Linked DNA regions of Homo sapiens: region 2 is linked to region 1. A link is an interaction called in ENCODE POLR2A ChIA-PET data of the cell type or tissue named here. Cell type or tissue: HepG2. All regions are shown on one strand. Each heading gives the region's core, and the rest is flanking DNA. Links, peaks and the distances in the headings are about the cores only.

Region 1 (2,904 bases), core at 135-2,634:
TTCCATTTCTGGGTATACACCCAAAATAATAAAAAACAGAGGCTGGGAGAGAGATTTGTACACCCATGTTCATAGCAGCATTATTCACAATAGCCAAAAGGCAGATGTAACCATTCATCAATAGATGAATAAATAAACAAAGTGTGGAATATATACAATGGAATATTATTCAACCTTAAAAAGGAAGGAGATTCTGCCATATGCTACACATGAATAAACCTTGAAGACATGATGCTAAGTGAAATAAGCCAGTTGCAAAAAGACAAAGACTTCATGGACCCACACATCTGAGGCACTTAGAGCAGTCACATTCATAGAGATGGAAAGTAGAATGGTGGATGCCAGGAGCCGGGGGAAGGCAGGAATGGGGGGTTATTTTTTCATGGGTACAGAGTTACAGTTTTACAAGAGGAAAGGAGTTCTGGAGATGAACAGTTGCGGTGGTTGTACAACATTATGAATGTACTTAACACCACCAAACTATACACCGGCAAGTGGCTGAGATAGTAAACTTTATGATACATGTATTTTTAAAACTGGCAAAAAATCCCTACAAACATATAGCAACAAATAGTTTTCCCTTTGCTTCAAGCCCCAATATATCTTAGCATGCCTCTGTTTGATCCTCTGTTGGATTTTGATATTTCATTCATTGTGGGGTTTTGCATTCATTTGATTTTTAAAAATATTATCCTAATATTATTTACCTTGGTTACTAAATTTTTTGGCATCGCCTTAAATGTTGCACCCAAGGTGAGTGTGCCTCACTTCCCTCACCCTAATCCCAGCCCTGCAATTATGTTCCTGCCTCGAGGGCTTCCAAGACTCTCCATCACCTTCTGAGAAAGCCCAGGCCCTCCGACTGGCTTTGGGCACCTGTCCACGTCTCTCCTCCCCTGCTCTTGCTCCACTGAACTCCTGTGGCCATAAGCCCATGTTTCTGGGGCTGGTAGACACTACGGTCCCTGCCAGAATGAGCCTCCACCTCAAAACTCCCTCTTGATCCAAGACTGTCCCAGTGAATATTTTCCACAGCTCCTCTCTCCTCAACTCCCGTGAAAAGCCATGAGTTGGTCCCATACCCCCAAGAGTGCCCCACCTTGTCAGGCCAGGTACTTCTTCCTGGGAGGGGCCATCTTCCCACTTCATGCCCAACCCAGCACTGGGCACTTAATAAATGCCCATGACTTGTGATAATTAAGTCCTCCACCAAGAAAGGACAGCTGGAGCCTGATGCAAAGGTTTATTGCTGAGTCTGTGCGTCTAGCTGAGGGGAGTGCAAATTGTGCCCCGGCCTTGCCAGACGGAAGCTCCTTGTCCCCGACTGCAGCACAGGCCCTGGCCTGTGGACATAAGCAAAGATTTGGTGCTGGATGAGGAAGGAGGGAGCAGGGATGTGGGGACATGGGCCTTTGTCCCTGATAGTTCAGCCATGGCTCTCAGCTTCCCCTGCCAGGGAACCCTGAATGGAAGGGGCAAGAGAAGCTGCTGGTAGGGACAAGAGGGTCACCCAGGTTTGCTTGTAACCCCACCTGAGGTAGACCCTTTTGGGCACAGCCAGGGCCTTTGTCCTATCCTGAATCCTCTGGGCTGATCCAAGGGAGCTGGACTCTGTCCCCAGCCACCCCTCAGGACAGCCCAGCTATTGGCCATAGCTGGTGTCAACAGTACCCTCCCTTAACCCCTTAACACACCATCCTGTTGTCCAACCAGCCCAGGGTACTGTGTGTGGGTGGGGAAGTGGTGTGTGGATCTGCTGTCCAAGGACACAGGGAGCAGATCCTGCTGGAGAAGGCTGGAGGTTGCTCTGAGCCTAGTATTTGGGGAAGGGTCCTGCTGTGTCTCACTCTGGCACCCAAGGGCCCCCAGGTCTGCCCCCTCCCCACTAATTTATTTATGTGGGGGCCACACAGGCCAGAGCTAGCTTGGACTTTGGACCCTTTGGAGGCTGCTGGGAGGGACAGTCACTGGCTCTGGGTAGACAGGTGTCAAACTTGTCACATGGAGGTGGCAGGGTGAGCAGCTGGCCTGTGTGTGGGAGGGATATTCCCTGTCCTTGATGAAATACTGGGAGGGAGGGCTGTTTGCTGAGCCCAGGCCCACCAGGTGAGTCGTGGGCCCCCAGGGGCAGGAGAGCTGCGGGAGATTGGTCAGTTGGGCACTGCTGAGTCACCGTGAGCTTCAGCTGCCCCAAGTCCTGCCCGTTCCTAGCTGGGGCTGGCTGCTGTGAGTCCTAGAGGCCAGTGCAGCCGGGCGGTGAAGGGCAGGGCTTGGGGTTGGGGGCATGAGGCGCTGGGATACTGTGGGAGGTATGGGGGAGGGTCCGCGCCTCAAGGCTAGCAGGGCTCAGAGCTTTGGTGAGGTGGCAGGTTGGGGCCAGGGAGTCCCAGGGGGCTGATAGGGTCCTGGGGTTTGGGGCTGCAAGGCAGCTAGGGCTACCAGGTCTCAGGGTGACTGACACGCATGAATTCAGGCACCTGTGAAAAGGAAACCCAGTCAGCATCCCTGAGACCCAAAATAAATGGGTTTAGGCATTGTGTGTGGTGGGGCGGCCCTGGAAGCTGTGACACCTGAGGTCTTGGGGCGGGGCCAAAAGAAATTCAATGGGTGGGACTTGTGGGGTGGGGCGGGGCCTCTGTCGGTGGGGTGGAGCCTGAGGAGCTGGGGTGGGGCCTGGAGGCAGTAGGCTCCAGGATTTGGGGGTGAGGCTCCAGGGCCGTGGTGTGGGGTGGGGAGCTGGACGGGGCTGGGGTATTGAGGCAAGAGCCTGGAGAGGGCAGCGACCTACCTCAGAAGAGGCCACAGTCTTTGAGGTTCTCCTTGATGATGATGTCGGTGACAGCGTCGAAGACAAATTTGACGTTCTGCGTGTCGGTGGCGCACGTCATGTGGGAATAGATCTCC
Region 2 (2,904 bases), core at 265-2,764, 50 kb before region 1:
ACCGATGAGAGAAGGGAGACAGTACCACTCCACCTGCGTGAACAAGACCAGCAGGGCCCCTGCAGCAGGAGAGACAGGCCCACAGGTCTTGTCACTTGATGCTTAGTCCAGGCCCCAGCATTCAAGTCACAGCATCTGTTCATCTTGGACCCTCTAACTCCTTAATAGGCTTTGATCTGCTGGGAGGCTGGGACTTGCTACTATCCTTTCTGGCTTCAGTTTCCCCTGGGCAGAGCTGTCAAGCCTCAAGCAGCCAGCCAGCCTGCCTCCCATTTTCAGATCCTCTCCCAGAAGGAGGTCCAGACTTGCCACAGCCCTGATGTCCACTCTGATCCTTCCTGAGATCCTCAAGAGCTTCAGCTCCTTTCCTGCCCTTTCTCTGGCACCTCATCTGTGAAATGGGACAACGCTGTCTCCTTCTGAGAGATGGGTAAGGATTAAATGCAAAGCTCTTCTCACAGTGTGGGGCACATGTGAGCATTCAGGTAAAAGTTATCACTATTTATCTACCCTTTGAAAGAGTACAGATTTCCCCAAACCTCTCATTTCCTGCAACCTGCAGAGAAGACTGCTGTGGTCATCTCATTTGAAGGAAAGCTTCTGAAGATTTTCAGATAAAGAGCAGATGAAGAGCAATGGACAGCGGCTAACAGGCTGATTCAGAGCTGTGGTGGTTCCCTGCTGGGACTCAGCATAACCTGGGACAGGAGTCAGAGCTACTGGCTCCTCTGTTGGCTTTCCGCTGTGTCGTCACTTCCCTTCAGTATAACCCGGCACTCCTACACAGCTGGGGCCTCCTTCCTGCCCAGGAGCCTCACTGCTGACATTGCTCACTGGCTGCACACACCCAGAAAGCCAGGCACACCTCCCTGGAGAGAACCCCCATACTGGTGGGCTCCGTGGGAACACGTGGGGCCAGGAAGAGCAGCCAGCTGACGTGGCAGGCCCGAGGGCAGAGATTCTCAGAAGCAGCAGCGGCTGGGACCACAGGGTAGACTTGGGCAGCGGCCCAGCTCAAACCCACAACACCAGGCCCGCCCACACTGCCACAACTCCCCAGCCTATCCCAGTGGGATATGGTGGGGCAGGTGGGGGTAGCCCTGAGCCCACCACAAAGGCAGCCCGGACACCACCTCCTTCTCTTATCCCAGGAAGGTGCCACATCTCCAGCTCAGCCTGTGGTTCTCAGATCCCGTGCACCCCCACGTCCCCTGCAGTCCTAGGGACCCATGCCCCGCCACCACCAGGGGGCGCCCGGCAGCCGGAGACACTGTGGAAGGAAGTGGGGGCTGGGCAGCACTGGGGAGCGTTTTGTTTCAGAAAAGCAGCCTCAGCCAGGGGCGACTGGGGAAGGTGTCCCACCCACCAGCCCGTCCCTGGGAAGCCCCCAGCCTGCAGAGACTCGGCACACACAGAAACCATGGCAACGGGAGGGAGGGGCAGAGACCCCGCCAGACAAAGGCCCTCTGAGCCCCGCCCCTGGCGTCTCTTCCTTCCTCCAGGTGCTGCTCCCCGGCCCCCCTCATTCCCTCCGAGAAGGCTCAGCACGGGTCCGGCACTGGGAGGCAGGGACTCGAGGTCTTGAAAGGGACCGGCAACACTCCCACCCATGTGTGTGGCATGGCCCTATAACGGATGCCTGAACAGACCAACAGACTCCACACCTCCCTCCCGCCAGTCTCTGGCACTCGGCTGCCTCCAGCGGCTTCCAGGGGTTCACAGTGCCCAAAGGGGAGCACTACCAAGCAGGGCCTGGCTTCCTACTGCCAAGTCAGAGATCTCTGTGTTAGGGAAACTGAGGCCTCAGGTCCTGCCCACACATGGGAAAGTCTTTCTGGGGCAAGGTGTGTCTCCCTCAGTGGGGCCCTTTCCACTGCACAGAGGGAAACTCAGGCACCGGGTGAGGAAGGCTGGCCTGATATAAAGGAGGCCCCAGACCTGTTCATCGCTGGCGCCTCAGGCCCCAGGTACCGCCTGTGCAGGAGCCAGGAGGTGCTGGACAAGACGCGGATCACGCGGAGCTGGGCCATTTGGCACCGTCTCCCTGGAGGCCTCTTCATTTCAGGCATCCCTCCGCTGTTCCCAAGGCACCTGAATGACCTCTTTTCCCTTCTGATTCATGGCGGTGGACTCTGGGAAAGATAACGGGAGCCTAGGCCTCATCTATGAAATGTACCCCTTGAGGGAGGGTGCCAAACCCAAGGCCTGCCCTGAGTAGCCTCTTCAAAGTCACCCCAAACTGCCTCAGGGCCCAACCCAAGCCAGCAGCTGTCCTTGTGTCCACAGGCCAGGAGACCATGCTAAGAATCACGGCACTGGCGGGGCGGGGTGGCTCACGCCTGTATTCCCAGCACTTTGGGAGGCTGAGGTGGGCGGATCACCTGAGGTCAGGAGTTCGAGACCAGCCTGACCAACATGGAGAAACCCTGTCTCTACTAAAAATACAAAATTAGCCGGGCATGGTGGCACATGCCTGTAATCCCAGCTACTCTGGAGGCTGAGGCAGGAGAATCACTTAAACCTGGGAGGCGGAGGTTGTGGTGAGCCGAGATTGCATCACTGCACTCTAGCCTGGGCAACAAGAGCGAAACTCAGTCTCAGAAAAAAAAAAAAAAAATCACAGCATCACAGATTCTAGTGCTGGATACAGAGAGGGAAGAGGACAGTCTGAGGTCTCATGGTGAGGAACTGGACCCTCTGGGACCCACAGTCTTGGGTGGCCATGAGGATGCACGGGTCTCTGCTCTGTGCATGGCTTCATGGCCCAGAGAGGCTTGGACGCTTCTGCTCTGGCTCTCCTAAGCCTTCCTCAGCCCCCTCAGTCCCTTACGGCCTGGCCTGGCAACACAGCAGAACCCCTAGGAACCCCTACAAGAGAGGGCAAGGCCCCACTAGGCCACAGCA

The links. ChIA-PET counts read pairs that join two places held together with the same protein. Peaks named below come from ENCODE experiments on the same cell type or tissue, not always from the same donor. Only the 100,000 strongest peaks of a DNase experiment are listed, where the experiment ranks them.
Region 2: POLR2A ChIA-PET joins it to region 1 with 11 read pairs; 17 of 35 experiments call an interaction of 5 or more read pairs at or near these places.

The regions. Positions count from the first base shown.
Region 1 is chr3:50,194,841-50,197,744 of GRCh38, reverse strand. It overlaps GNAT1 (G protein subunit alpha transducin 1), which reads right to left. Exons shown (of 9, transcript NM_144499.3): 8 at 2,789-2,904; 9 at 49-2,477. The coding sequence ends at 2,790. Among named protein-coding and RNA genes, the nearest start is that of GNAT1, 4.7 kb to the right of the region's middle. RefSeq lists enhancers at 2,246-2,777, 2,830-2,904. In HepG2, for the core only: no CTCF peak of the experiment used is centred there; DNase peaks (open chromatin) are centred at 1,694, 2,064 and 2,574; H3K4me3 peaks cover 1,035 bases.
Region 2 is chr3:50,244,711-50,247,614 of GRCh38, reverse strand. The region is part of intron 1 of GNAI2 (G protein subunit alpha i2); the gene reads right to left. Among named protein-coding and RNA genes, the nearest start is that of GNAI2, 10 kb to the right of the region's middle. RefSeq lists enhancers at 545-1,260, 1,429-1,528, 1,261-1,976. In HepG2, for the core only: a CTCF peak has its summit at 1,252 (motif pointing right); a DNase peak (open chromatin) is centred at 1,251; H3K4me3 peaks cover 303 bases.